Linked DNA regions of Homo sapiens: region 2 is linked to region 1. Evidence: read pairs that join two places in POLR2A ChIA-PET (ENCODE). Cell type or tissue: B cell. All regions are shown on one strand. Each heading gives the region's core, and the rest is flanking DNA. Links, peaks and the distances in the headings are about the cores only.

Region 1 (15,994 bases), core at 6,157-8,656:
ACCTTTACACAGCTGATTTTATTGTATGCTCATGATTACACCACATGATGGAAATGGAAGAAAAGCAGAAACAACACACAGAACAGAACCAACAAAATCTGAACTCATTAACACACAGCTTCTCACCACCACACAGCTTCTTTCAGGCTGTGCAACACATATTAAAATTGGCTCTTATTATTTACTTCCTTCTGCATACATGTCAACCTTACATATATTTCCAAACATGAAAAACCCTAAGAGGAGGTCTTGGAACACCCCCCTAAGTTCACAGTACAACATCAGCATTATGTTTGAGAAGTGTTTCTCTGTACTAACTTCAAATTGTAAAATAAAGTGCTATGTTAACAAAGATTATGTTAAAAAGAAATTATGCTACAAAGAAATTATGCTTATTTGTTATAAAAATGATATTTACCAAAGAATTTGGATCTAGCCCTGTGAAATGTGGAATAAATTCATGTTACAAATAAGAATGTCAGTGGCTAAGTGGATCTATTACCAAGTACTATAGCCTAGTTGCATTAAAACAATGCAAGTGCAAAAAATATATAAAAAGCATTATCTTATGTGTGCTTTATATGGTCCTGTCAAATTGTTTTATAAAAATGTTAGGCTTTAGTTCTTTATGGCACTCTCTATGAGCTTTAATTAATGTCATATCTAAGGTGGAAAATAAAATTTATTATTACTTTTAAATAGTAGCTGAATCAAGGAATATGTAAAATGAAATGTTGGAATTATTTCCTTTCTACTTTAATACAAAGAATTCAGAGGGTCATAACTCTTTACAACTTAGCTGAAGTATGGGCTAAGTAATTTACATATTATTTAGCCATTGCGTGCTTATTAACTTTTACATACTTTAGGCAGCAGAATATTTGTGGGTCACTTTTTCAAGTCCAGAAGTTCCATGATCAGTCTCTCAGTAACTCCATTATAGAGTGGAATAAAACAAAACAAGCTCATGCCTGCCGCCAACAACCTTGTCATTTATTCTGTCAGAGCAAGGAGGGTATAATAAGCAAGAAGATGTTCTCAAAGAAGTCTTGAACCAATTGACAAATAAGGGTGGGGATTGGGCCCAGTGGACTCTGAGGATGCCTGTTATCTAACTCTGCTGTCGCTGGTACCTGTGTGTGTCCCTCTCTTCAGCATCCGAGGTCAGAGTTATCAACTTCACCACCAGAGCTACAGGTGTGAAGTAGCAGAAGTACGTACTCCAGCTTTCTTTACCATCTGGAAGGGACAAAAAGTTATTCAGGGTTCTTAGGTGAAGTTTGCATAATGAACATGATGTGCCATTTTTGTCACCTCTCATGTGCTTACCATGTGCCAGGACTGGGCTCGGAGCATGCCTGCATCATTGTAGGTGTGTTCCCTACAGTCCTCACTGATGGGTACTATTATTATCCCACATCACAACCAAGGATACCAAAGTGAGTAAGGTTACATAGCTTATCCAAAGTTTTGTATTTATTAAATGTCAAAGGCTATGACATTAACCACTCAAAAACCTGAGATTTACCACTCAGAACCTGATATTAACCAGTCAAAAACCTGAGATAGACAAAAACCTGAGATAGATATGAGACTTACAGGAAGTAAAGATTTATTAGAATCCTGGCTCTACTGGTTAGTGGCTGTAAGACCTGGAATATGTTGCTGAACCTTTCTGAGTCTGGGGTTGTTGTTGAGGATTAATGAGATAACATAGGTGTGTAAAGTCCTGGACAGACATTACTTGTGGGAAAAAAATATTAATTCTTTCTCCTTTTCCTAACAGTTTTTCCTCTTTCCAAAAAATTCAATTTTTCTGCTTGCTGGAAAATTCTAAAGAGAAAAGTAGTTCAGTCAGTGTTATTCCAAAGGCAGTAGTCACTGAAGGAATGATTGGTCCACCCCACTATCCCCAAGCTGGTATACAACTGCTAGTGCATGGTGATAAGAAAAAGCAGACAGATTTCTAGTTGGTTCTATCACTGGTTTTAAGTTCTCTGTAGACAGTGCATCTCCTTATTGCCTGCACCTGGGGCAAATTGATTTCCCCCACCTTGTCCTTGGTACCCCCCTAGAGCCCATTATATTCATTACTCCTTCTTTCACAATTACAAAATTAGTTACTAAGTTATTTACCATGTAATAGGGAGTTTAGGTCTGGCATTTCTTCTTACCTTGTAGGTCTCATATGTGGGTTGGAGGCAAAGTACGTAGAAATTGGCTACAGGTAGCATTTCAGAACTGTCAGCTCTCCTGCCCCCAATACTACTTACTCACCTCTTTGAATTAAGGTAGGAGAAAATACAATGAAAACATTAAGTCTATATAGGAAGCTATTATCTGCTAGGGTCGGGACAGCAGGTATTAGAGACACAGGATACATTTTTTTTTTTTTTTTTTGCCAACCTCAGCATTTACTTAAAGATTCCACATACCAGTTTTAAATGCCTATTTTTTTTAATGCCTGCAACCATTCACATTATAAAATGTATCGATTTAACTATTAAAACGAATGTCTGGCTTCAGATGGGGCGGGCCAACTCAGCCTGTGGAAACACAGCATAACACTAGGTGGATACATGGCGCCACCTAGCGTCTGTAGCGCACTTTGGAATCTATACTTGGCTTTCAAAAATTGAATCAAACAAAACTGTTTTATGACACAGAAGATGTATGCGTTGTTTGGGATAATAAGCAAAACGCCTGTAGAAATCTATGACAAAATCTGCTGATGATTTTTGTTTTGAATTTTTTTCGTTACTTTAATCTTGCAATTTTAGGTTCTCTAACTTTTAAATAGTATGCCTTTAAAAATAATACTTAGGGGAAAAATGAATCACAGCTACTGATCTCAGAGTGCTATGCATTATTTATGAATATGTGCAGCTGTTTTCATTAGGATTTATGACATCTTCTGTGCATTGTAAATCCCTTAATTCAACCTGAGTTTCCAGGAAAGGAGATCATTATCCCTCTTTTGCCAACTGAAAAGGAAAAGAACAGAAAAAAGCATGACTGGTTAAATGGAAAAATTCCTTCTTGATTTCTTTTGTTTTCCATTAACATGTTTGAAACAGATAGCTTGAGAGTCTTTCCGGAAAATAGTATTCTTGCTAACTTGTGGGTAAATTTACCTCCAACTTAAATTGCATGTGCATTAGGAATAAATGTTTACATGCTGTTAGTACTGGCTCAGAGTGGCAGTACCCTTCATTCAGAATAATAAATATGTCTTTGCCATGAGTTTTTTACTCAAGAAACACTAGAGATCTTTAGCACTAGCACCCAGCTCACCTGCTGGACAAATCTTCATTCTTCATTCTGTGCTGCAAATGAACATTATCCTTCAGGTTGAAAACACTTCTCCAGATAAATTGGATTCCTAAAATAGCTTTTGTTGAGAGCTTCTTATGTGTTTGCCAGAGTGCTCAGAATGCTGTATTATCTAATGTTGTTCTTACAGCACACTTTTGAAGTAGGTAATATTATACCCGTTTCACTGATGATAAAATTTTTGGCTAAACAGTTTCTGTTACCTATTGAAGGTCTTATAACCAGTGAGTGGCTTTATGGATGTAAGATATAAAACCAGGTAGTTCTATCTATCAAACCCCTGCTTTATGCATAGTTGCCTCATATATAACTTCCTTTTTGAATTTGCTCTCTCTTTTTTTTTTTTTCTGAGGCGGAGTCTAGCTCTGTCACCCAGGCCGGAGTGCAGTGGCATGATCTCTGCTCACTGCAACTTCCACCTTTTGGGTTCACGTGATTCTCCTGCCTCAGCCTCCCAAGTAGTTGGGATTACAGACATGCACCACCACACCTGGCTAATTTTTGTATTTTTAATACACACAGGGTTTCACCATGTTGGCCAGGCTGGTCTCGAACTCCTGACCTCAAGTGATCTGCCCACCTCGGCCTCCCAAAGTGCTGGAATTACAGGCGTGAGCCACTGCACCTGCCCCTGAATTTGCTCCCATTCTAAAACTTATTTTCCTTCACTTTCATCCATTTATTTAATCACTCTTCAATTTCCCAGGTCTTGCCTTTTGACTTTTTGAGACTAAAATGTCATAGCAGAGGACAAATTCAACTAGGACTTCAAATAAGCAGAGTGCCAACCAAGAGCAAAATCTCCAAAGTTGACATGAGGTTGGGAAAGTAACTTCTGGAAGAAAGCTAAGTTCCATTCATCGGTTATTACATTTTTGTGGACCATGGACTAGTGCCATGGGACATCAGCCCTGCAGCTGTGCATGTGCACAAGTGTCTGTGGATATTAACACTTGAGCACATCGAACCCTTTCCACATTCTGAAAAGAAAACATATCCTCGCCCACACATGCACACATAGATATCAGCTTCCAGAGTACTGTTGTAGATTTAACCAACAACACAAAAGACCAAGACGTATTCACCAAAATGTATCTGGCTTCTGGACTTCCACAGAATCCTACGAACAGACACTTTAAAGTGGGAGGGGGGAACCCCAACTGTACTGTCATGTCAAAGCATTTGTTTTCTAAAGTAAATGCTGCATTAGAGCTAGTTAATAATCCCTAGTTGTCAGCTATTTTGACAGGGATGGCATTTGGAATGCTGCATTTAATGACTTCTTTCCCAGAAAATGAGAAAGTTATTTGAAGGACCAAAAGGTGTCAGGAGTAATCCTACCCAACCCAATCAACTTTGCATATGAAAGGGGTAGAGGTTTTTCGGGAGAAACCAATAGAGCTGAAGTTGCTTATCATTCAAGGAACGATCTAGGAAGGAACACAATCTGTACTGTCACTTGTCTGATATAAACCTAAATAATGAAACAAGGGACCTACCCTTGGAGAAAGCAAACACTCATATCCGACGATCGCAGTCTCCAGGCCTCGCGGAATTTCCAAGTATTTTGATTTCTACCTCCATATAAAATAAATAATGAATACAAAAGCACACTTTAGACCAGAAGTGTTAAATGTGTTCATTTTCAGTCATTCGTTTATTTAAAACATGGGCTATTTTTAACATTTTCTTTGAGCAAAAAAGTACAAAGCACTGTTTTTACTGTAAGCATGCATGGAGCACTAGGGAGAAGCAAGATGGGCCCAGGAAACCAGTACAGAAGGGGACTGGGGCCACTCCAGCATCTTTATGATTTGTGCTTTTTTTCTCTTGAATCCAAACAAGTCTCGCAAGATGACTCTGCAGTTTGATCACAGGTTTAGCATCTCTCACCCATTTTCCCAGCTCCAGCCTCTAAACTCACCCTCTGTTCCCAGATCCATTCTTCACAGCAGCAAAAGAGTGATTGTAGTTGAGTTCCTCCATGCAAAATACTTAAAGGTGCCCACTGCCCACAGCATGAATCACAAACAACTTTGCTTGGATTTCAAGGCCCTGTGTGACCTGGCCCTGGTTTTCCTGTTCAGCTTCCTTATCCATTACCTGCCTCCATTCACCTGCTACACCTCAGGTTCATCCACACACCCACCACAGTTCTTTCTCACTTTTTTTTTCTTTTTTCTGAGACAGAGTCTCACTGTGTCACCCAGGCTGGAGTGCAATGTCATGATCTCAGCTCACTGCAACCTCCGCCTCCCAGGTTCAAGCGATTCTCCTGCCTTAGCCTCCCAAGTAGCTGGGATTACAGGTGCACACCACCACGCCTGGCTAATTTTTGTATTTTTAGTAGAGACGGGGTTTCACCATGTTGGCCAGGATGGTCTTGATCTCTTGACCTTGTGATCTGCCTGCCTCAGCCTCCCAAAGTGCTGGGATTACAGATGTGAACCACTGCGCCCGGCCCTGTATCACTTTTAAATATTCCTGGCATGCCTCCAAGAGTTGCCTGACTCTTCCTTCTTCTTGGAACACCCTCCCTAGTCCTTGACTCCTGGCAAACTATTGCTTATTTGTCAAGTCTGGGATCAAGTGTGCTCTCCCATCCACAAGGCTTTTTTATCTTTCCCAAGCAGCTCTCCCTTCTCTGTCTCTTCCCTGTACTTACTGTCATAACCATGAAAGGCCTTATTTTTGCATCAGAGAGGAACTCTATTACACAGTAAAGCAGTGTGGGGAAAGTCAAGTTAAGTAAATTTTGCTACTATCTGAGTTTCAAATTTGCTGATGTGCACCGGAAATTGCAAAGCGAGGGATATAATATTGCTTATGTTTCTCAAATATATCCAACCATGGAATGCTTTTTGCATTTTTCCAAGGAGCATGTATGGATTCCAAAAATTCAGCTTATAATTGTTTGCATTAGAATGGAGGCTTCTTGAGGGCTGGGAATGTCTATTTTTATCCTGGAAATCTCTTGCTGTCTCAATACATATTGAATGAATAAATAATTGCTAACAGTGGAAACGGATTAGTATGTCATTGTATCACTGTTATAATAACTTGCAGACACATTGGGACTGTTGACTGTGGCTCTGCACACAGTCATCACATAGGCCCACCTCAGCTAGTTACTTACAAGTTTTACCTACTTACTGAGGATGAGAGAGAAAAATTAGAGAATAGAACTGAAATGCGGCCGGGCACGGTGGCTTATGCCTGTAATCCCAGCACTTTGGGAGGCAGAGGTGGTTGGATCACGAGGTCAGGAGATCGAGACCAGGATCATCCTGGCGAACATGGTGAAACCCCGTCTCTACTAAAAATACAAAAAAAATTAGCCGGGCGTGGTGGCGGGCGCCTGTAGTTCCAGCTACTTGGGAGGCTGAGGCAGGAGAATGGCGTGAACCTGGGAGGCAGAGCTTGCAGTGAGCTATCACGGCACTGCACTCCAGCCTGGGCGACAGAGCGAGAGTCCATCTCAAAAACAAACAAACAAACAAAAACCCCCAAAGGTTTATGAATATTAGGAGAAACTATCATGGAAACAATTCTAGAAAGACATTCCATACTCGAGTGATACAAGTATATATTTAAGGCAGAACATGAACTATGATTGGAGTAAATTAAGACATTTATAGTCTCTGAGAACAGAAGGGATTATGAAGCCTTCTCTCCACAAATAATATAGAATTTTACCTTTGCAAATAGCACAAACCTTACATAATTTCTCCATACATTTTACTTAACTTTATTTAGATTTTCTCTTTACAAAATTTTGCATAAGTTTATTGAAGCTGAACTTTGCTCTTTTTTTTTCTATAGTTCTGCCCTGGCTTTGCTGAGCAGGTTCCCTAAACACATGGAGACCTCCTCCTTGGGTGATTTAGCACTTGTTACATGCCCATAGAATCTTTAAAAATACTCTTGCAGCTAAATTCAAATACAAAGGCAAAAGAAAAAAAAATGTTTTTAAGTGTGAACACCCCCAGTGACAAACAGCTGTTCACTACTACAGTTTATTGAACCGAAAGAAGGTCTCTCCCCTTCCTGTCCTGCTGGTCTTCTCAATAGGAGTCACAAAAATGGAGCGTTTTAACACAACTGGTGAACAGTCTCATGAGCTGCGTGAAGATTTGCTAAATCTGCCAGGAGAGGGCAGCACACCACCTTTCCCTAGCTCCTTTTTTTTTTGAGACCAAAAAAAAAAAGAGTTGGAGACCAGCCTGACCAACATGGTGAAACCCCGTCTCTACTAAAAATACAAAAATTAGCCGGGTGTGGTGGTGCGTGCCTGTAATCACAGCTACTCAGGAGGCTGAGGTAGGAGAATTGCTTGAACCTGGGAGGCAGAGGTTGCAGTGAGCTGAGATTGTGCCATTGCACTCCAGCCTGGGCAACAGAGCAAGCCTCCGTCTAAAAAAAAAAAAAAAAAAAAAAAAAAAAAAGCCCACCACCCAGATAGACAGGAGGTAAGTGAGGCAAACGAGGTGGCCTAGAGTAGAGCACATCACGACCTTCTTTCCTTCTTATCCCACTCCCTCCCTCTCAGCTATTCCCAGGGGCTTTGGGTGGAGTGGCTAGACCTGGGGAAAAAGGATACCCTGGAGGATGCTGTTAGGTGCACACTTTCTAATGCTGCTCTGGCAACCTTAGATGCCACAGCTCTGAAGACCATCATCTGGGGTCTTGGCAAAAGGGTGGTGTGTGTAAAATTAACTTTCGGCCAATTTACCTTTTTCTTCTCTCTCCAAAGTCTCCATGCGCTAAAGTCACCTACTTTAATGCCAAATTGTTCACCCCATATGTCCCATGTCACCTATGTAGCCTACCTTCTCTTGCACCACCAAGCAAACACCAATAACTGACATATATCACTGTCATTGACATTTTGCAGTCATCAACATTAGTACTTGTTGACAAAAAGAGTCAAACTCTGTAAAATATTTGAAGAGATTTATTCTGAGCCAAATATGAGTGACCATGACCTGTGACACAGCCCTCAGGGGTCCTGAGAATATTTCCCCAGCGTGGTCAGGGTGAAGCTTGCTTTTATACATTTTAGGGAGGCATGAGACATCAATGAAATACATTGAAACAATATATTGGTTTGGTTCAGAAACGCGAGACAACTCAAAGCTTGGGCGGGGTTGGGGGGATGGTTCCAGGCTACAGGTAAATTTCAACATTTTTTGATTGATAATTGGTTGAGTTTGTTTAAACACTTGAGATCAATAGAAAGGAAATATTCAGGTTAAGATAAAAGATTGTGGAGACCAAGGTTCTTTTGAAGTCTTAAAGTGGCTGCCCTTAGAGACAATAGATGACAAATGTTTCTTATTTGGACCTTTAAAAAGTACTAGATTCTTAATCTTTTCAGGATTGGGAGGGCCTGAAAGAAAAAGATCTAGCTACCTTAATAGAGATTCTTTACAGATACATATTCCCCCCCCTCCATGCCCCCCCACCCCCCCAACACACACACAGAGGACAGCTTTGCAGGACCATTTCAAAATACAGCAAAGAAACATGTTTTGGGGTAAAATATTTTGACTTTCTTCTTTGTCATGTAATGTTATGCCAGGGTCAGATTGGAAAGTAAGTCACGGTATATAGGGTTAAATAAAACCATTCTGATGAGAATTTATGGTTTGTAGGGCATGACTCTCCAGACCCGTTAGATAGGAATTTGTGCAAGCTAAAAAAATCAGAGCTTAGTCCTCAGACTTCAGAATTTATAAGTTGCCTTCCTGTATTCAGCCAACAAATTCTTGTTGTGTACTGCTAAACACCAGATATTCTGCTAGATGCTTGAGTTTGAAGATGGTTGATATGACAAACTCCTGTGTTCAAAGAAATTTCAGCCTGATAAAGAAGCCAAATACGTGTGTGTGAATATATAAATATAAATATCATATATATTTAATAAGAGTGGGTGGGAGGCCTTTACAGTCAGACATAAGACAGTTTACAAAGGAGTGAGAAGTCTGAAGTCATACAATTTGTCAGAGAAATGCAAGCAGTTTAGCATTATAGGATTAACAAATGTTGAGGTGGGAAAAATTGTAGAAAAATGATTAGGGGATGAAGAGCATGTGGTAATGCTCTGGGAGAATTAGGAACCATAAGCATGATCATTATTACTCCCATTTTGAGGAAGCTGATTCACGTAGAAAGTCAAGTCAACAGAAATTTGCTAAGGAGCTGTCTCCTTTTAATTTAAATTCTGATTCCCTGAGATCATCTCACTTAAGCCTCAGATGACAGGGGGATTGTAGAAGAGAGCCCTTCCCTGAACAATTAGCATTACAAAAGAGGGCATTCTTAACCCAAATGAATCTTCAATGGATAGAATACCTAAGAGCAATCATTTGTTTCATATTTTCCTTTTGAAACTACTTAATAGAGATACCTTAATAGAGATGCTTTACAGATGCACGGTTGGAAGACTAGTATAATGTGTGTGCTTTTAAACACATACAGTTTTTTAAAATAATGTCACTTCATTTCTGAATATTTGAACATGACTATCCTAAGACCGAGTGTATTCTTCTAAACAATCAAACTCAAAAAAGCAGTCAGGTAATTTATAATAATTCACTACTACCTACTATCATCTAATATAAAGGGAATCCTCAAATCTCTACAAGGGCCCCAATATTATACCCCTCCCCAGTCTGGGATCCAATCAAGGATACGACATTACATATAGTTTTCAGTTTCTTTCTTTGTTTCTCCAAATCTCCTGAATCACAAATACTTCCCAACCTCATTAGTCTTTCAAGATAAGTGACATTTTCAGAGTCCAGAACGATTTTGCTTTTTTTCCAGAATGTCCCTTTGTCTGATTGTTCTCTTGTGATTAGATTTGAGTTCACCATGCTTAGCAAGAAAACTACATGTGATGACCTTCTCCAAGAGTCACACAGCAGATGACATCAGTTGGTTTCATCACTGGGACTGATGTTTGAACACAACATCAATAAGACTCTCTCTAGATTTGTCTACTCTATATACTCTGCGTACCAGGAGACTGAGGCCATGGGGGCTGCCTCAGATTTTCCATTAGAGGATCAGATCAGTGGATTGAGTATATTATGTTTCTTGTATTTTCTCTTAGAAAAAGAAGAAATCTAATTATGTTTTATCGATGTCTAAATATATTTGACCTAATGTTTTCTCATGTGACCATCACAACAGTCCTGCAAATCATAATCATTATCCCATCTCTGATGAGAAAACTGAGAAACAAAAGGCCAAGTGAAATCTCAAGTTCACAGAGTAATGGCAGATCTCGGCCTTGAACCCCTCTCTTCTTACTCTCAATGCACTGTCCTTTCCTGTGTGTGTGTCAGCTGCACTCTCCTGGGTATTATAGAGCAAACACATACTGAAGATTTCCTGTGCAGTTCATCACCACTAGAGGGAGGGAGAGGATCTCCAAAGTTAACATGTCTCCATTCATTTGGGCTAGAAATTACTTGACAAGTCAAACTATTAATGTAAGGTAATTACATACACAGGAATAAATAAAGAAAAAAATTGTGTCCTAATTGGTGTCCCCTGCTTTTTTTTTTTTTTTTTTTTTTTTTTTTTTTGCTGCTAATGGCTTAAAATTGATTGCATATGCATTAACTACAGACGTAATAGAGGATGATTAAGGACAAGTATGAATACCAAAAACTACATAATGAATGTCTGACTCATATTTTATTTACAGTGAGGTTTCAGGCAGGAACATGAAGTTGGCTGTTCTTTTACAATGTATGTTATCTACCTGAGGCATAAAGCATGTGGTACATGAACATACAGAGCAGATGTTAATTATTACTATTTTTCATGACTCTATCTCTTTCTTTTTACAAAAGAGATCAAAAGTCATTATGGCACGTGAATTTGGCTTTTATTACCCTGTATTGTTTTAAAATGAAAGGCCTTAACGTAGGTTTCTGCACATCACGTCTCTACCTACTACAAATAAGACACCATTGTTTAATTCATCCCTTAAAAGCTCATTCGTATGGACAAAAATGGGCAAAGCTAATCTCTATATATTTCAACTGATTATGTGTTACAAAAATAAACCCTAACTAGAGATAAAACTGGCAGCTTACATTTTCAACAACTTATTTTTCTTGATTACAATTTAAAAAATCATTTAGTGAGAAAAAAAAGGAAGAAAGAAACACAGTATTGTAATGTCAACCCTATGAAAACAAATATCCAGAATGTTCTGGGAAGAGCTCAGTTTGTTCTATAATTTGAAAACCACTGGGAACTGCTAAAGTGAATAACAAAAAAATCAAAATTTTATTAATATTTAAAATGCTGAAATGGAGAAAATTCAAAGTAGCATTCAGTTCAGTAGTAGAAAATGTGTAATTGTGTTAGACTTTAAAAAGAGAAAAATAACAATTTTTATTTCCGTTCTGTCCAGCAGTCAGATGATGTGCAAAGGGCAAGAAGGTTAAATAAATAGATACGATCATTCCAAAGACTCAAGTTGTTTGAAAGCAGTGTGAGCACACCTCCTCCAAGGAGAGTCGGGTTGTTATGAAGTACACCCAGGTTGCAGCGATTCACCTTACATGAGGGGAAGATGAAGAGCTCTTCAAATGAAGAAATGTGCTTTGCACATTCTGGCCCACTAAAACACTTTCTGCTCCAAACAGAAGTGGTATTTGCAGGCCCTACTTTGGAAGGTTTTATAGATAGGTCATGATTACTTCCTCTGACCAAATCCATTTTGTACAATCTTGCTATGGTTCTGTATCCTTGGCCTTCACAGTTGGTGTACATAGATGCCAAGGAATAAAAAGGATAACAGCCATCTGGTTCTCATCTCAACCAAAGAGGCAGGTTTAACTAGAGGAAATGGGTGCATGCTCGTGTGTCAAGTTATTTTTATTAGACCTGAAAGCAGAACCCTGGAATGTTGTACGGGGAGAGGTCATGCAATCTTTCCTTTGGAGACCTTTAAAACCACAGTAAATTTCCATATTGGTGAGATGATAGTAGTGTGGTTCTGCCTAAGAGAAAGGAAAGGATTACTAAATGAGTCTTTAGGCCATTTCAATGTAATTCTGCAGGAAATTCTAAAAAAGACCCTTACAAATTAATGGTCTTGGTTATGATTTTTATAGCCTTATGTCACCACAAAGGGGTGCTATTGCATTAGTTTATGTCCTTCCTGGGAAAACGTCTTCAGTATTTTCCAAAAAAAAAAAAAAAAAAAAAAAAAATTCCTACATAGGCTTTCAGCAATCATTTTGGCAGCATCAAGCAGTAATTCATTGTTTATCATGTGTTTTGGAATGACAGGGATCTGTATTAAAATCAATATTGCTAAGATTTCTTTGGATTGTTTACAGGCATACCTTGGAGGTATCATGGGTTCAATTCCAGACCATGGCAATATAGTGAATATTGCAATAAAGCAAGTCTCAATAATTTTTTGGTTTTCCAGTACATAGAAAAATTATTTTTACATTATAATCCAGTCTATTAAGTGTAAACATTGTGTCTAAACAATGTACATACCTTAATTAAAAAAATACTTCATTGCTAAAAATGCTAACGATCATCTGAGCCTGCATCAAGTCCTATGTTTTTGCCAGTAGAAGGTCTTTCCTCAGTGTTGATGGCTGCTGACTGATCAGGGTAGTGGTTGCTGAAGGTTGGGGTGGCTGTGGCAATTTCTTAAAATAGGACAACAGCAAAGTTTGCCACATCAATTTAACTCTTCCTTTTACAAAAGATTCCTCTGTAGAATGCAATGCTGTTTTTTTTTCTTTTTCCCTCCTTTACCTATGCCAAACCATATGATGCTGTTTGAGAACATTTTCCCCACAGTAGAATTAAAGTCATTTCTCTCAAACCCTGACACTGCTTTATCAACTAAGCTTATGTGATATTCTAAATCCTTTCTTGTCATTTCCACAATGTTCATAGCACCTTTACCAGGGGTGCATTTCATCTCAAGAAACCACTTTCTTTGTTCATCCCTAAAGAGCAACTCATCATGTGTTCAAGTTTTATCATGAGATTGCTGCAATTCAGTTACTTCTTCAAGCTCCCTTTCTAATTCTAGTTTTCTTGTTATAATTTCCACTTTACCACATCTGCAGTCCACTGAGGCCTTCAGTGCCTCAAAGTCATCCAAAAGGTTGAGATCAACTTCTTCCAAATTCCTGTTCATGTTGATATTTCAAACTCTTCCCATGAATGACAAGTGTTCTTAATGATATCTAGAGTGGTGAATCCTTTCCAGAAGTTTTTAAGTTACTTTTTTTTACCAAATTTATCAAATGAATCACTATCTGTGGCAGCTATAGCCTTATGAAATAGATTTCTTAAATAATAAGATTTCAAAGTCAAAATTACTCCTTGATTCATGGATTTAGAATGAATGTTATCTTAGCAGGCATAAAAACATTAATCTCCTTGTACATCTCCATGAGAGCTATTGAGTGACCAGGTGCATTGTCAATGAACAGTAATATTTTGAAAGGAATTCTTTTTTTTTCTGTGCAGTAGGTCTCAACATGGGCTTTAAATATTTAATAAATAATGCTGTAAACAGATGTACTGGCATCCACACTTTTTTTTTTCATTTCTAGAGCACAGGCAGAGTAGGTTTAGCATAATTCTTGAGGGCCTTAATATTTTGAAATAGTAAATGAGCATTGGCTTCAACTTAAAGTCACTGGCTGCATTAACTCCTAACAAGAGAGTCAACGTGTCCTTTGAAACCAGGTATTGACTTCTCTCTAGCTAGGAAAGCTCTAGATGGCATCTTCTTCCAACAGAAGGCTGTTTCTTCTACATCAAAAGTCTTTTTAGTATAGCCACCTTCATCAGTTATTTTAGCTAGATGTTCTGGATAACTTACTGCTTCACCTTACACTTTTATGTTATGAAAATGGCTACTTTCTTTAAACCTAATCAACCAATTTCTGCTGGCTGCAAACTTTTCTTCCATAGGTCAGTCACCTACTTCAGCCTTCGTATAACTGAAGAGCTAAAGCATTGCTCTGAATTAATTTTTGGCTTAAGAGAATGTGTGGCTGGTTTAATCTTCTACCCACACCACTAAAACTTTCTCCATATCAGCAAGAAGGCTGTTTCACTTTTTAATCATTCAAATATTAAGTGCAGTAACACTTGTAATTTCCTTTAAGAACTTTTCCTTTGCATTCACAACTTGGGTAACTATTGGCAACAAGAAACGTGGCATTTGGCCTATATTGACTTTTGACTTGCCTTCTTCACTAAGCTTAATCATATCTACCTTTTGATTCAAAGCGAGTAATGTGCAGCTTTTCCTTTCACTTGAGCACTTAGAGGCCACTGTAGGGTTATTAATTGGCCTAATTTCAACATTGTCATGTCTCAGGGAAGAGGGAGGCCTGAGGAGAGGAAGAGATGGGGGATATTTGGTTGGTGGAGCAGTGAGAACACGTAAAGCACTAATTGATTAAGTTTGCCATCTTATATGGGCATGGTTCGTGGTGCCCCCAAGCAATTACAATAGTGACATCAAAGGCAATCACAGATCACCATAAACAGATATAATGTTTTAGTCTGTTCTCACACTGTTAATAAAAACATACCTGAGACTGGGGAAAAAAAAAAAAGAGGTTTAATGGACTTACAGTTCCGCATGGCTGAGGAGGCCTCACAATCATGGTGGAAGGCAAGGAGGAACAAGTTATGTCTTATATGGATGGTGGCAGGCAAAGAGAGAGTTCTTGTGGAGAAACTCCCCCTTATGGAACCATCGGACCTGGTGAGGCTTACTTACTATCATGAGAACAGCACGGGAAAGACCTGCCCCCATGCTTCAATTACCTCCCACCAGGTCCCTCCCACAACACATGGAAATTCAAGATGAGATTTGGTTTGGAGATCTGGTTTGAGCCAAACCATATCATATAATAATACTGAAGAAGTTTGAAATACTGTGAGAATTATGAAAATGTGATACAGAGACAATAAGTGATCACATAGTGTTGGAAAAACGGTGACAACAGACTTGCTTGACAGAGGGTTGCCTCAAATCTTCAATTTATTTAAAAAAAAATGCAATGTCTATGAAGCACAATAAAGCAAAGCACAATAAAACGAGGTAAGCTTATGTAACAATTTCTTTAGAAAAATACACACAATCTTTGGATTATTGCTGTGCATTCATTACAAACTACACTTTTTAAATTTTTCTTTAGGCAGTGATGGGTGATATGGTTCTTACCTTGACCACTGTGAATCAAATTAATGTCTTATGCTGCAGTCATATAACCCTTTTGGGGTTAGGATTCTGGCATTAAAGAGCAATTGTTAGATCTGCAGGATAGTCAGAAAGCTCAGTCTTCTTTGAGAAATGATATGTGGTAAAACAAGAACATTCAGCCTGTGACTCCAGGAATAGTACCTCCTATCCACTCTTCCCTGGCAGGGAGTATGAAAAGAACAAAGCCGTCTACAGTCCTGTGTGTACTCACTACCAACAGTCCTCTGTTTCCCTTTTATCTTGGGTACAATGACAAAGCAGGCTGTCTGTTCCTGACCCAGATGGACTTCAGAACTGTAGCTCACAAATTTCCCCTGTGATGAGCAGAGGACCCCATTCGGGGCTGAGGAAGTCAGGTGAAGCCACAAAGCTTGG
Region 2 (15,994 bases), core at 6,260-8,759, 1.5 Mb before region 1:
TTAGTGTCTTTTTAACACTTATCACAGTTACAACTATATGTTGTTTAAGGGATTGTTTGATTAATATTTCTCTCTTCCAAAAGACTGTAAGTACCATGAGGGCAGGAACCATGTGTCTTCTTTATACTAACTCTATTCCCCAGAGCATAGCACAATGTCTGGCATCTAGTCCTGCTTTTGGTGAATATTTACTTGCCGAAAGGATGAAGAATGGTTTTCACTGGCTGGCATTGGGGGGCTGGTGTGCAACTGGCCCCTGAAAGACCCAGCTGGTGAGCTCAGAATCACAGCACTGGTGCCTCCCAGGTCCTCTATTGGCAATGGATGTCCCGGCAGAAATGGGAGCTGAGCTCTAAAAACTCCAATGTCTCTTGAATTGCATTTACTTATTTTTTTAAAAAAAGATTTTTCTGAGGCTATTTTAGCAGTTGATTTTTGTAGTTTGGCTATGATTCAGTAATTTCCCTGAAAGACAGGGGCCCTGGACTGTTTCCCTGAAAAGAGGCAATCTCATCCCTCTTGGATAAGAGCACATTGTCTGTTCACAAGGGACCTTCAGAGCTCTGCTTCTTGGGGGAGAGCCCAGGAGATGCAGCAGCTGCAGACTCAGTATTCCCAGGGGGTCAAAGGTCAAAAGGTCAAGGGTGTCTTTCTGCAGGATACCCCAATCAACGAAGTCTAGCCAAAGAACTGTTTGCCTCCCAGTTCCTAAATTCAACTTCCTGCCCTAGGCTATGGGCACTGCCATTCTGAAGTTTCACTGTATTATGATTTGTAATATGAATAAACATGAGTTTTGATGTTGACTTGGGAGAAGGGCTCTCCTAGCTTAATGACCAGTGAGTGGTTTTGTGTTTGTTTTTTTTTTTTTTTTAATGTGCTGTTCAATCTCCAAAGGACCAATTGACTTGGAGAAACAGAATCCAAAAGTAGTTTGTTCTTTTACTGGGAACGTAAGTTCCCCATAAGCAGGACTCTTGTCATTTCCAGCCCTCTGTGTTGAATACACATAAATATGACACGAACAAATACCATATACTTCCCTCGTTGGGTCACTTTCAGCTCTTCCATCCAAATAACTGGACTCCAAAGTGGTACAAAACAATCATGAAAAGTGAATTTACTCACAGGAAAAAAAGTGAGCCATTTCTTGTCTGAATTATCATGTGGCCAGCAGGACCTCCAGAGAAGAGGCAGCACCGAAAAGGAAATATGGTACATGATATGGAGAAGGGCGGCTTCCAGGAAGAGCCATTTTCTTTGTAAGAGATGGAGTTCTGGCAGAGACAGGCATTCTGATCTTCATAAAGCCATGCCACAGAGTCATGGATTCTGAGACAAATACATGTTTACTAGTTGCCACCCCAGGGGTCATCTGTCAAAAGGCCAGATGAATCATCAAAAGCGTCAGATGAATTAATTGTGAAAAATAGAGTAGATAAAGTGAATCACACACAGAACTACTGAGTTGCAAAACTCTCAGTTTACTTAGAGAAGACCTTTCACTTATTCATTCACTGTTTTGTTTGTTTATTCAATGATAATTCATTGAGTACCTAAAATTGTGTTGAACCCTATGCTGGGGCTACAAGACAAATTAGGTAGACCGTTTCCATTTCTTCATATTTGCTCTTCCCAGCCATTTCAGATTTGTTTACATTATTGATGGATTCAAGGATAACATTAATAAATTTTCTAATTTATTCTAAGAGCAGCCAAGGTTAATTAAAGAAAAAAGTCATGAAAGAGAAAGAGGGAATCCTGGATGGCTGCTTGGCTCTTTAAACCTCAGTTTTCTTATCTGTGAAATATGGGGATCCATTACATGACATTACATAAAGTCTGTTCTGTTTTATAAACATACAGTGAAACCAACATTTTCTTAGAGATCTGATTGGACACTGATCCAGTCTTTACTGTTTTGTAATAAATTACCTTAAAACGTAGTGAGTTAAAACAACCTCCATTTTATTATATCTCATACCTTTTATCAATGGAGAATTCAGCCGAGACTTACAGGGGTGTATGGCCTATTCCACGTGGTGTCTAAGTTCACTGTGACATATTCAACTGACAGATGGGCTGGTCTGGAAGTACCGAGATAAAATCCCATGTTCAGAGGCTTGTTTGGGACGCCTGGGACACTGGGCTCAGCTGAACGGTCATTGTGGTATCTAGAGGTGGCTTTTCCAGCATGACAATCTCAGGGTAGCTGGAGTTCTTACACAGTAGGTAGCTCAGAGCTCCCAGAGTGTTCCAGGAGAATTAGGCAAGAGATGCAAGATTTCTTTTGAACTAGCCTTCAAATTCCCAGAACACCACTTCTGCCACATTCCATTGGTCAAACCAGCCCAGATTCAAGGGAAGGGGAGAAATAGACTCAACCTCACAATGGAAGAATTGCATGGGCCACAAGGAAGAAAGTCATTGATGGCAGCCAGCTTGGAGGTAAGCTACCATAGTCACCAGGAGCGTTTAAATGCTACAGTGCCTGAGCCCTGGCAATTAAAAATATAAGTCTCTCTGTGATCTTTGATTTCTCCTTCTCTTCCTATAAGCTAAATCATGGAAAGTTCGGTAAAATACCTCGTGATTACAAGTGATTCCTGAGCATGGATGGAATCTGATATGAAAATACTTAGATGCGCTTTACATTGATGAGAAAGATCTGGGAAAATTTTAAAAAGTGCAGAAGGCACGTAAGACATTAGGTCTCTTAGCGGTTGCATGGATCAGCTCACAGCCCCTTCTCTCCATTTTGAAACCTCTAGTGAAAGGGATTTCTCTCCTAGACCCTGTCCTTGTACTTCCCATGGTGTTTATCAGGTGTCTGAGGATACATGTCGCTTTTCAATCACAGATTTCCAAAAACCTGAAGCTTTGATTCCTCTGCTTCTCCCACAAGGCATTAACAGGTTCTCAATCACTCTCTGCTTAATACACACAATCACTGTGATGGGGTTCACAGGAGGCTGGGAATAACATAAAGAGTAGTTTGAGATCAACCCCTGCTTTCAGAAAAAGGTGATTTCATTATCTGTGTTGGCTAATGTTCAACAGCTCACCGATGCTCACTAATAGGCAATAAAAGTGAAAACATCCACTGGGGGTTTGATGTCTGGTCTATGTCTTGGTAAATTAAATAGTGCACACTTTGTGGCAAGAGGCAGAAAAGATTTGTACGCTAAGTTTTCACGAGGAGACAATCTTTTTACCCATGAACTCGCTGTCTCTGTACACGCACACTTTTGGTCCAGGCTTTTCCTTTGAAAGATAATCTTTGCACAGTGTTGTAAAATGTAAAATAGAGGTTCCTCTTCAAAGACTTTCCTCCCCCATCTAATTAGGAATAAATAATAACTTCTCTTAAAAGCAAAATTTATTCAAAGACCTGTGCTAACATTCTTAAATCTCTGCTAGCCATAATAAAGAAATCAATGTACTTTATGTCCTTAGCTCCCACAATTTAGCCTAAATATTTGCCCTGGCGTGCTTATACTGGTCCAAGCAAGCATTCGGTTATAGCCTGTTTCTCTTCCTTATTGAAAAGCGTTTTTATCTTTCTCAGCATTCCACAAGTTACTTCCTCCTTCCTTTGTTCTCCTCTACCTTTGCCTCTTTTAAAAAGTTCTAAGTTGCTAGCCAATCAGGATGAATACAGAATGTGAGGTCCCGTTCCAGCCAATGGAAACCGGACACAGCAGTAAGGTAGACCCGTCAGGTTATAAATGACCCTATCTCCTTTGCTCGCTGTACTCTCGTGGCAAAACTGCTGGTGAGTGTACACTTTCTGCAGGAAGTAAAAATGGCTTACTAAATAAATTAAGTTTATGTTCAAGTGCTATTTCTTTACAGCACCAGAGAATGAGCATTTCAAACAGTGTGGAAATTCTGCTCAACACAGATGGGGGCAGGGTAGTTGGTGGTTGAGAAAGATTAATCATTACCCTTATGGCAAGTTTAATTAGTAAGAAAATGGAGGAAAACTGAGAAAAAGGAAAGCCTCCTTATTTACATTGTACTAGAGAATCAATTTCAACGTCATAAAAAAAAGTAAGACATGAGTTACAGACCCAGAAAATGTAAGGGCTCCTTGTTTTTCCATAAAATGTGAATACCACATAAGCAAGAGCCTACTTTTATTGTGTCTTCTGATTCTAACTATACTCTTTCATTCTCTTTCCATCCTAAAAGAAATTTTTTAAAGATAATGCTTTCAGAACCCTCCTACAAGAAAGCACAACATTTCTTATGATTATATAATAACTGTATAATACATATAACTGAATAACAATGAATGTTCTCATTTTTTATTACTTATTTTCTACTTACTTTCATATTTCAAACCCTGGCTCAATATCTCACTTGCTGTGTGTCTTTGGGCAATTTACTTAGTGTCTCTCTACTCTGTGGTTCCCTCAACATTAATAATTATACATATCCATATGACAGTTTTGAAAATTAAATGAGCTAAAATAGGTTCAGAACAATGCCTGATACACAGTAGATGCTCAATATGTATAACATGAAATTAACAAACACCTTCGCAATATTTTCTCATTTAATCCTCAAAACAAGCCAAGCAACATTAGGGAAACAGGATCACATTAGGAGTTACAGGTCTATATTCTGCAGCCAGACTCTGCGTGTTCGAATCCTGGATCTTTGTCTCACTAGCTATATAATCTTGGCAAGTTACTAAATCTATCTGTGCCTTAGTTTCCTTATTTGCAAAATGAGAATAAGAAGAGTACTTATTTCACAAGTTAAATGTGATATTATACACAAAGCACTTAGAGAAATGCCTGGCACGTGGTAGGTGCCGCCATTTTATTTGCTGCTGTTGAATGGTAATGTCTTGTGTTGGCTTAGTGTGCGCAGATGTGTTACTGTATAGTAGGCCCCCATGCAGGGCTGGTTTCACCGGTCACCCCGGGACCCATGCTTAGACTCTTTTAACTTGTTTTCGTGTTCAATTGTCACTGTCTTGAAATCCTTAATAAGTATTTGAAGAAACAGGACAGCATTTTCATTTTGCACTGGGGGCCTGAAAATTATGTAGCCAGGCCTGCCCCTGGTTTTTGGAATTGATTCAAGAGCACAGTTGCTTATAGGCCACTCATGCTGACTCATGTGAGGTATGTGCATTTATTTTGGGGCATCCCCAAAGCTCAACATTTCTGCACATTGAGCTTTGCCCCTATTTGTCAGAGTAAAGGGGCTGGGGGCCAGCTGGGTTCTGTTCCGGGTTTGGTACTTTTCAGTTCCACGGGTGTAATGTGAGATGAAATTATCACAAAGTATGGAAAATCCACACTCACAGCTCACATTGTACTGAATTGGTAACGTATCAGAAACGTGTTTACTATTATGTGAGAGCCATTGTGTTAATACAAAAGAAATGCATAAAGAGTGTTATAAAATGTATCAGAACTTGGCCAGGCATGGTGGCTCACGCCTGTAATCCCAGCACTTTGGGAGGCCGAGGCAGGTGGATCACCTGAAGTCAGGAGTTCGAGACCAGCCTGGCCAACATGGTGAAACCCCATCTCTACTAACAATACAAAAATTAGCCGAGTGTGGTGGCGGGCACCTGTAATCCCAGCTACTTGGGAGACTGAGGAAGGAGAATCGCTTGAACCCGGGAGGCGGAGGTTGTGGTGAGCCAAGATTATACAATTGCACTCCAGCCTTGGCGACAAGAGCAAAACTCCATTTCATTGAAAAAAAAATGCATAAGAATTTCTTGTCATTATGTAGTTCTTCAATGAATGAATATTAAAGATCATATAATATTATTAGGCAGCAGATAGAGAATTTTTATGGTAATGGAGGTCATTATACTTAAAACAATTGGGAAACCCCATATTACACTGTAAGTTCCTGAACTGCCAGATCCATTTCAATTCACATTTGAGCCCTCTTATTTCCTTGTTCAAAACCTCGCACACAGCAAGCGTACAATTAGCATGTTTGCAGTGAGTGATATAAGCCTAATGGATTGATCAGATTTCCATCTTAATAGGTCAGATGTGGGAAATATATTAGGTTGAGCTAACAGAAATAACAAGGGACAGTGAATACAAAGGGGATCCTGGAAGACATGTGAGATGGAGAAGGGGAGAGCACAGACTGCTTAAGTTCTTGGAATCATAAGAACTGATGAGTCAAGATGAAGCAAGTACACAGTTGGAGGACAGCTTGACAGAACAGAAGTGGGTTTTCCATGGAAGTAGGCAGACACCACGCCAGTGTGTTCCAGAACGGCATGCCTTCTCACTCGAGTTACATTCATGTCACTCCCCTGTTCAGAATATTCCAGTGACTTCCCAGCCTGCAAAGCCCCCAATCCCTATCTGGTCTAATTACTTCCTACTCTCTCTCTCCCCACCTCCTTCTGTTCCAGCCACATTGTTCTTCAAGCTCCTCCTTAAACATGCCTTGTATATCCCTGGGTCATCAATGTTCCCTTTGCCGGGAACACTTTGCTATCATTTTCTTCATTCCTCACTTATTCAGGTCTTTTCTCCAAGGTCGTATCCTCAGAGTGAACTTCTCCAACCACCATGTGTAAGATAGACAGCACCCCAGTCATTCTCAAGCACTTTATCTTTTTAAAACATTGTATTATGTATTTATTTTTTCCATTGCCTATCAGTTTCATTTCTCATCAGAAAAACACATCTTTCTCTTTTGTTCACAGCAGTATCCATAGAGCTTAAAACATTTCCCAGCAGAGTCAATACTCAAATCAATATTTGTTGAATGGATAAGTGAATGAATGGGTAAATGATTTAAAAACCCATGTGCAAATGAAGAAAGCAGTCCATTAGAAGAAGAGCAATGTATCGTCTACTAGTTCTGCCTTGGGAGATGGTCTGCGGAAGTGTTGGGGATCTGACAGAGAATGAGATCACAAGGGGCTGGACTTGGATTTGGAATTTAAAGATTACATTGAGCCTGCAAACTTACAAACATCCTGTATACTACAAACTTGTTATGTCTTCTTCTTATACAGTTATAGTCAGTGCCAGTAGACTGAGAGTTTTGGCAAATCCACAGTGACTCGCCTATTCTCTGTGGTGGACACTGTTGCATGGAAGGAGCTCCCAGGATTCCCCAGGCGTGTTCTTCTGGTATGGTGGCTTCTGACTTGGCTTGGGTTACTGAGCCAACTTGATACCTTCGGTGCTCTGTCTGCTTTTTGCTGTTACCAAGGATAGTGGACTCCACCCGAGGAAGTTACAACAGGTAGGAGGAGGAGGGAGAATCATCCTGAAGAAAAGGATGAATTCGCTGTCTGAGAAAATATTACCCTAACCAAGCCCATGGAGTTCTAAGTATTTGTGTAGACTGTATGACTGTTCCAAACACTTCACTCTCTCCCAGGAACACATGATACATCTGTACTCTTTGCCATGTGACTGTATGACGCCTCCTAGTAAGGTAGGTGGGGAAAACCTTCCCGCCTCACTGACTTTCAGGTTGGCCATGTTACTTGCTTTGGCCAATGAAATGTTAGTGCAAATACCATGAACAGAACTTTCAGTGTGCTTGTTTTGTTTGGCTTGCCCTCTTGTACCATCTTCCAGGAGAGCTTCCTAGGGTGGCAGATACATGCAGCCAATTTAAGCCCAACCTGTAGGCAGAAGCAGAGCTACCCAGCTAATCTGCAGACATGCGGGTAAGAATCATAAATGTATGCTATTGTAAACCGCAGATATTGGAGTTGTGTTTTTATGCCATAAAAACTTGATTAAGACAGTTGTTGGAACATTTTCAGTGATATTTCTGATAATCGTGCCCTATATATCAAGCAAAGTTGCTATAGCTTAGTTATGTTGTGTTACACACCCATTTTGCCTAAATTCTACGTCAAACTATGAGAGTCAGATTTTTCACCTCTAGGATGGCTAGGGGGTAAGCTATCCTTCTTGTTCTGTTCCAGGGAACTTGTCTGCTTTAGAAATGCTGCCTGATGGACCAGCACCAAGGACGTTTCTTCAGAAGAAAAGCTGTCTCTTTCCCCTGTTCTCTTACATTCTTTTGCATAAGGCAGGTACTCGATAAATTGAACTGATTAGTTGCACTGCCCAATAAGGTAGTCATTATCACCTCTGGCTATTTAAATTTAAATTATTCACAATTAAACAAAATAAAAATTCAAGTTCTCAATAGCCACATGTGGCTAGAGGCCACCATATTAGACAGCACAGATGTGGACCATTTCCATCATCACAAAGTTCTGTTGGACAGTGGCTACGTCTAGATTCCAGAGGTTGGGTAATTTATTAATTCTGAAGGCTGGGAGAAGTAAATTCTTTGTGGTTTGATGATATGAGTGCTGCGACGATAGGATGGAGAGAGGAGAAAGGGAATAAAAGAAAAAAATGAGCTCTATAATCTCCTTTTACCTTTGGTTTAGACATAAATAATCTTTATGAAATACCACCTGGTGTGTTGGTTATACTCATTTTGCTGATTTTTCTAGAAACATTCTAGGGCATACAGTTCACCAGTCACATTTACTGATAAATGGGTATGTGTGTATGGTTCTTCCAGAGGGTATCTCAACAGAACAACCATATTTCAATTCATCTCCCAATGCAGGGAATGTGTCAAGGTTTGTAATCATAACCTCCAACACCTCCAAAACTAGAGACAAAAAGAACACAGAAAAAATGAGAAAATGTGTTCAGTGCTGAAACTAGCACTCCCAGCCCCAGGTCAGTTACAGCAGTGGCAGGCATTATGTTTGTCTCCACAAGATTCATCAAGCTATATGGGCAAAGACTCAGCAAGTAGAAGGCAACGGAGCATGGGCTAAGATCAGCAATTTATCTGAGGCCAAATACCACAAAACAAAGGGAGACTCATTATGTAAGCTAGCTACAGGTGTATTAGTTCCGTTTCAGAGACTTCCAACAGGTTTTCATATATTTCACATTTAACATCAGTATCAACCTTAATGTAAGAGACACTGCAATCATTTTTTATAGTACTTGGAAATGAAAATTCTCAGGAGGAACTTTTCAAAGGATTTTTCAGTTCCATTTTTCTTATAGGAAAAGTTTTATATCTAAGGTAATACAATCTGCTCTTAAAATAGACTGAAGTGTCTCTATTCCTTTCTGAACTTTTGGGTCATCTTTGGTCATTGATCCCAAAGAGTGGATTTCTAAGTACTTAGGTTTTCTTCACTAGCAACAGTCCCTGGACTCTGTCATCCCTAGTAGCTGTCTTACACAGTATCCAGCACTCTTCAGCTAACACTTTCCACCCTTCCAACCCATTTTGCCTAAATCTTATCAAACTGTGAAGGCCAGATTTTTCTAGACCTTCTAGAACTTCCACTGCAATGTATTTTGAGACTCATCAAGACCACCAATCCAAGGACCCCATAACTTTCTTATTATTTTGTCTTATTTTCTTAGTGTCTATTACACAGTCCATTATCACAACTACTATCTTATAAACACCCTTAGATTCCATGCCACTGTCTCTGATGTACCTTCCAGGGAAGACTCTGAACCTGATTTTGCCCAATTTTTGCTTCTTTTTACACTGCCAACTGAATGGCTGAGCTGGCCAACCTCTACTGTGCACTCAACATAGTCCAGAATTTATGCCACATTTCTACATTTTAAGATAATAATTTCAACCACCCCCATCTCTCCTCACATCAACCCTCCAGCCCCCTTAAATACCAGCAACAATGTTGCCCTATTCTTCATTAAGAAGGTAGAAACTGTTGAATGCTGCTGGACTGAACTATGTTCCTCCAAAATTGATATGTTGAATACCCTCACCCCCACCCCCAGGGTGACTATAGCTGGAGATGGGGCCCTTAGAAAGAAGTTAAGGTTACACGGGGTCATTAGGGTGGGGCCCTAAGTCAATGGGGCTGGTAGTCTTATAAGAAGAGGAAGAGACCCCAGAGTGTTCACTCTATCATGTGAGGACAAAGCAAGAAGGCAGCCATCTGCAACCCAAGGAGATAGCCCTCGCCAGATATCAATGCCACTGGCACCTTGGTTTGGACTTCCTGTCTCCACAACTGGGAGAAAATTAATTTCTCTTATTTAAGCTACCAAGTCTATAGTATTTTGTTACGGCAGCCCAAGCAGACTAGTACAGATGGAAACCATCACCTTCTCACCAACAAATCTACAAACCTCCACACACACCCATCTTCCTTTCCTTCTCACCTAGTGTAAGGGGAAGTCAATTTCATGACTGCTTCTCAAGAAGTCTTAAAGCTTCTCGAAGACTTTGTTCATTTGATCTATTCTTTTTGCTCTTATAAATTAATATCTACTTCTCTGCAGAATTATTTGCAATATCCTGCAAACATGCTTCAATATCTCCCATGTTAGAAAAAAAATTATGTCCTCATCTTTCTCATATTGCCACCACAGTTATTGATTTCCATTCCCAACTCAATCTCTTGAAAGAGATGACCACACATTGTTTTCATCTGCCCACCTCTCACTCACTTTTCCCCTACTGCAACTCATACTAATTGCTACATTTCCTTGATAAGTTCACTGTTGCAATTATCTAATGTTGCATATCAAAGCACGCTAACTTTGTGGCTTAAAACAATAACAGCTCACAAACCACTCATGGGACAGGGTTCAGTAGAACCATCTGGGTGGCTTAAGGCTGTAGACAAGAATCATCTAAAGGCTCTGCCATTTCCATGTCTGGCAGTAGAGGCTGAGGAGCTCAAAACACATCAGACTCCAACAGCGGAGGCTCTTCCAGCATCTTTCTATGGCTCTATGTGGTCTCCATGTGAAATCTCCAGTATGGCAGCTTCACTGTAGTCAGACTTTTTCCAAGTTATCTCTAGAATATGAAGGAGCATGCCCCAAAAGAGAAGTGCCAGTAACTATGTGTGTAAAAAATTAAACTAAAATTCAGCGGTGTAAAACTACCATTTCTTATGCTAACTAATTCTGTGGGTCAGGAATTCAAACAGGACAGAAGAGGGATGCCCCATCTCCTTGCCATGTCTGGGGCCTCCTCTGGAAGATTCAAAGACTGGGAACTGGAGTAGTTGAAGCTCACTGTAAGCCAAAACCTCAGTCGGAATATCCACACAAAGCCTCTCCATATGTCCCCACCCAAAAGTCATCTTGAATTGTAGTTTCCATAATCCCCACTTGTGTGAGGGAACTGATGGGAGGTAATTGAATCATGGGGATGGTTACCCTCATGCTGCTGTTCTCCTGATAGTGAGTGAGTTCTCATGAGATCTGATGGTTTTATAGGGGCTTTCTCCCTTTGTTTGGCACTTCTCTCTCCTGCTGCCATGTGAAGATTACCATGATGGTAAGTTTCATGAGGCCTCCCCAGCCATGTGGAACTGTGAGTCAACTAAACCTCTTTCCTTTATAAATCACCCAGCCTCGGGCAGTTCTTTGCAGCAGCATGAGAACGGACTAATACACCTGAGCTTCCTCAAGATGTGATGACCGGGTTTCAAGCATGAGCCCTGAGAAAGAAAGAAAGAGAGAGAGAGAGAGAGAGAGAGAGAGAGGATTGAGACCAACTCAGGCTAAGTCATTTTATAACCTAGCTTTGGAAGGCTGTACATCAAGGTTTTATCTTGGGGCTGCAGCCTTTATAGGGCTTAAATATTATATTTATCCTAATGAGTCCAAAATTTATTCCAGTTTCAGAGATTTACCCTAAGCTTTGATGTCTCCACTTACAACTGATAGGTTTTTCAAACTTATCAAACCTAAAAAAGGTAACTAGATTTCCCCTATCATCCTCTAGTCTTATATATTTCAGTAACTATCATGATCAAGCCAAAATCCTGAGAATTGTCTTTGTATTTTCCATTTCCCTCTGTTCCTTCCCTCCAATTCATCAGTAAACCTGGATTCTATCTACAAAATACACTTCAAATACATTCTCTTTATTTTTTTCATCATCACCTTATTCTGAGACACCAATATCTTTTTCCTGGATGACTAAGTTAGCCTCCTAACTTGTAGAAAGCATCAGGAACATGTTTGTGAACATCTAAGCTTTTAATACCCTTTGATCAGCCTTCCCTCAATATTATCTAAATAAAACACCCAGGACTGTGTTGGAGTGAAAGCTCCTTGTCTCTGAACACCACTGGCTTCCACCTTGCAATGCCTCTCTGTTGATAGGAGCCCAGAGAAATGGCTCCCTATTATGTTTGTCTCGATGGAATTATGTTGTACTATTAGTGAAAAAATATTCACCTTGCCTAGAAAAGCATGGTGAATGTAAAAAAGTATTACATCTTTTTCTCTGTTCACCTGACAACATTCTTCAAGATACACAGATCTTGTTAATTAGGTACATTTCTCTTGATTTAATAATTTATCAAAAATTGCTTACTGAATGCCTTTTGTATGCCAGGCCTTGTTCTCTAGTTGCTGGGGAAATGGGAAAACAAAACAGAGCTTCAAATAAGGAAAGGGCAGACAACAAAAATCAAATGTGAAACGTGTCAAGAGGCAATAAGAGCTGTGCAGAAAAATAAAGCAGAGAAAGGGAGGTGGAAAGTGACAGGACAGGCACAGGGTATGCACTGGTTTCCATCTGTTGGTGAGGAAATGCATCCTTTCAAGACGACGTTTGAGCAGAGAACTGGATGATGTAAAGGAGCAGCTATGTGGGTATCTCAGGACAAGTGTTCCAGGCAGAGGGAATAACAAGTCCAAGGGCCCTGAAGCTGATGTGTGCTTGGCATATTCAAGGAACCACAAGGAGGCCAATGCTGCTGGAGCAGTGTGAGCAAGGAGAGGTTGGTGAAGGATGAGGCTGGAGAGGTAGAGCAGGAGTACACTGAAGGTTCATTGAGCAGACTGTGTAATAAGGCTGAGAGTGTTTTAGTGGAAGTGGTGCTCTTGTTTTCTAACCTTTGGTGCATGCCAGAGGTAGAGAGGGTGTGTTATCAGCCACAAACAAACCTCCAGGGTAGTAGACATATGTGTGACATTGGTTTCCCTTATGAACCCCAACATCTATTCAATATATGCAAAGCACCAGATACAATACCTGGACATAGCAGTTTCGCAATAAATGACAACTGCTATTGTTTCTTATCAAGTTTGGGGTTGATTGGGAAGCCTAGGTTCAAGTCCCAAATCCAGCACTTACATCTTATCTGTGTGACCTCCAGCAAATCACCTAACTTCTCTGGTCCTCTCTGACTATGGTGTCAATAAATGGATTGATTGACAAAATACATGGCATAGCACAGTGCTTGGTACATATTCAGGGCTCAATAACTTTCTTATTGTTATCATCAGGGAGCTTCTAATCTCCTCCCTTTGTTGCAACAGCATGGAGATGAGAGATATCCTATAGACATAGTGGATATTTTTATGGGCATTTCTAGACCCTCTTCCCCACAGCTGTTTTCCTTGTTTTATTCATGTCTCTGTTCACTGGGCCACCGTCACTCTGTATTCCTTGTCCTGCTTTATTTGTCCTCCATCACAGTGATTGACGTAAAATCTGCTAGACATCTACTTTAGTACTGTCTGTCTCTTTCAACTAAAATATAAACTCCATGAGGGCAAAAGGAGCCTTTTCTTCTTTAGTTCATTGATGTAGCTCCAATGCATAGAATAGTGCCTGGAGGATAGTAAGCTCACGAGTAACATTTGTTCATTTGTTGAATAAATAAACAACAACAAAAAACAAATTTCAGGGGGGCTCTTCCATCAGCAAGAATGGGTAACACCCTAAGTCACATACCTTGGCCTAGGCATTTAGCACTCTGATTTTCCTAATACAGAGCAATGTTCCTTTACATCACTATCATGAACATTAGGGCACTGAACACGTTGGATTTCAAGCCTGACAATTTGGAGAGCTCTAGAGTTAGACCAATTTACTTACCAGAACAAGCAGCCAGCCCTATCTCTACACCAGCCTCATGTGGGCCATTGGGGCCTCACTCTGCCAACCACCCTGTGAGCTGAGAGCAGGTAGTGAGTGCTGTAAATTTCTTCCATTAGTGACTGCCAAACAGTCCTTTCCCCCACAGCATTGGCTTCTCACTTAAGTCACATATTTCTATTTGTAATTTCTCCAAAGGGTCATTTCAGATATTTCACTTCCTGAAATTATAGTGATTGTATATTTTAGGCTATTTGCAGCCCTGCCTTATCCACCAGAGACTGGGCGTAGAAAGATGGAAGAGACATAAGATTTCCTTTGGCTACATTTGGTCTAATCAGTATGAACTTCACAAAGAACCATCTCGCTCATTTCCCCAGAGCCAAGAGAGACTTATGGAAGCTGTTCTACAAAATAGCAATTGTATTTTATTTTTCATCACTGTATTTTCTTGGGGAAGTGTGGCCTGGGGTTATTTTTGCACTGGGTGGCAGGTTTGACTTCAATCTTCACACATGCTGCCTGGGGGTAGGGATTTATTCCGGCAAATAGCAAAGAGCAGGTCTCTAACAATTCTTGTAACAAAAACTTTCACATTGGAGCTGTAACGTTTTGGGTTCTTCTGGTTAACTTGAATACGTCTGTGTGACCCAGCTGGTCACCTTGTTTTTCCTCTAAGGTCCGTAAGTCAACCACTGAAACCACTGAGAGTCATCGATGGAAATTGCCAGTGTTTGCAAAATGTCTCTGAGAAAGAAATCTTACCTTTTAACTCTTCCTAAAGTAAAACGAATGAGCTTCATTCCGTTCCCACCTTGTCTGAGTATGAAAATTCAGCTTAGCAAAATGCTAACCCTCACCTTGGTGGGATCAGACACTTTGTGCCCCAGGAGGTATCACAGGAAAGCTGCTTTTGGGGGAGCTCTGGCTGGCAAAGCATGGAAGAGCATGCAGGACACTGCTCCCTTCTTCCAGGCAGGCAGGGTGTGAGGGATGAGATCAGCTTTCCTGACTAGAGATCTAATTTAAATAATGGCGGATTTATATAATAGCAGATTCATTTGCTGTCTCTAGATCAAGATTGCCAGAAACTGTAAGGGTAAGGTTTGCATTCATAATAAAGCTGGGGGCGGGGGTGGGGGTGGTGGTGGTTGTTTCCACTAAAAGAACTGTCACTCATCCTGGGACAGGAAACGTGGGCATCCCTTCGGAACTGAAATGGAGAGGGACTTCCTACACTCTTTATCCCAGGGCAAGAGGTCATGGGCGGGGTAGGAACAGTCCTGACTGGTAAGTGTGATCAGAGAAACCTCTGAGTGCACTGGGGATGTGCCCTGGGGACAATGGGGGTGTGTTGATTTCAAAAAGTTATGTAAGTAAAACACTACAATGCAGGCCCAGGCCCAAGGTGGTGGAAAGCAAGCCCAGGTGAGTGCAGCAATGAGGTGGTCTTCCTCCACCACCCTACCGCTACATGATCCAGGGAAGTCAGGAAGGGGTGGAGAGATGGGAGCCATCAATGAGTCCCTCCCATCTCTACTGGAAGTAAATCTTTCCCTTTCTTGATCCTCATAGTGGATGGTGGCCCAAGGGTAACAAATGTCCAGGATAATTCACTCAGATTAAGTTGACAGACAGGAAATGATAAAAAGAGATTAAATTAGCTGTAAAGTTGTGAGTGTGTGTATCTGTGTGACAGATAAGGTGGTCAAGACAGTGCTATGGGGTAGCTGAGAAGGTTGACTGTGCTGACACTCTGGAAAGATGAGTTCACCTTCAGAGAATCCCAGATATTCATGAGGTTCTTCCTAAATGGAAAGCATGCAGGACAAAATGCAGAAATGGCCTTAGTTCTCATAACAGATGCCTCCCCTAGGCTGAAACCCAGCCTGGTGCCCTGCAGCTGATACTGGATCTTTTATGTTGTTCTAAATTAAATTCAGAGCAATTCAGCCTCTGCCACAAGTACTATTATGTGGGCTTACTTTCACTAAATCTATGTTTATGGGAACATAAAATACATGTTGTTCCTATCATCAGATTTTATTATTGATGATGATCTCTGATTCGTGCCCATCAACTGCCCTTTTAATCACTG

What was found. Peaks named below come from ENCODE experiments on the same cell type or tissue, not always from the same donor. Only the 100,000 strongest peaks of a DNase experiment are listed, where the experiment ranks them.
Region 2: POLR2A ChIA-PET joins it to region 1 with 11 read pairs; 2 of 35 experiments call an interaction of 5 or more read pairs at or near these places.

What each region holds. Positions count from the first base shown.
Region 1 is chr2:225,658,060-225,674,053 of GRCh38, forward strand. The region is part of intron 7 of NYAP2 (neuronal tyrosine-phosphorylated phosphoinositide-3-kinase adaptor 2); the gene reads left to right. Among named protein-coding and RNA genes, the nearest start is that of NYAP2, 270 kb to the left of the region's middle. RefSeq lists a silencer at 10,644-10,693. In B cell, for the core only: CTCF peaks have their summits at 7,534 (motif pointing right) and 7,733; a DNase peak (open chromatin) is centred at 7,462.
Region 2 is chr2:224,195,573-224,211,566 of GRCh38, forward strand. LOC105373908 (a long non-coding RNA gene) reads left to right here and starts at 7,173. Exons shown (of 4, transcript XR_923954.2): 1 at 7,173-7,251; 2 at 7,390-7,446; 3 at 7,593-7,684; 4 at 7,949-8,116. RefSeq lists an enhancer at 15,396-15,933. In B cell, for the core only: no CTCF peak of the experiment used is centred there; no DNase peak of the experiment used is centred there.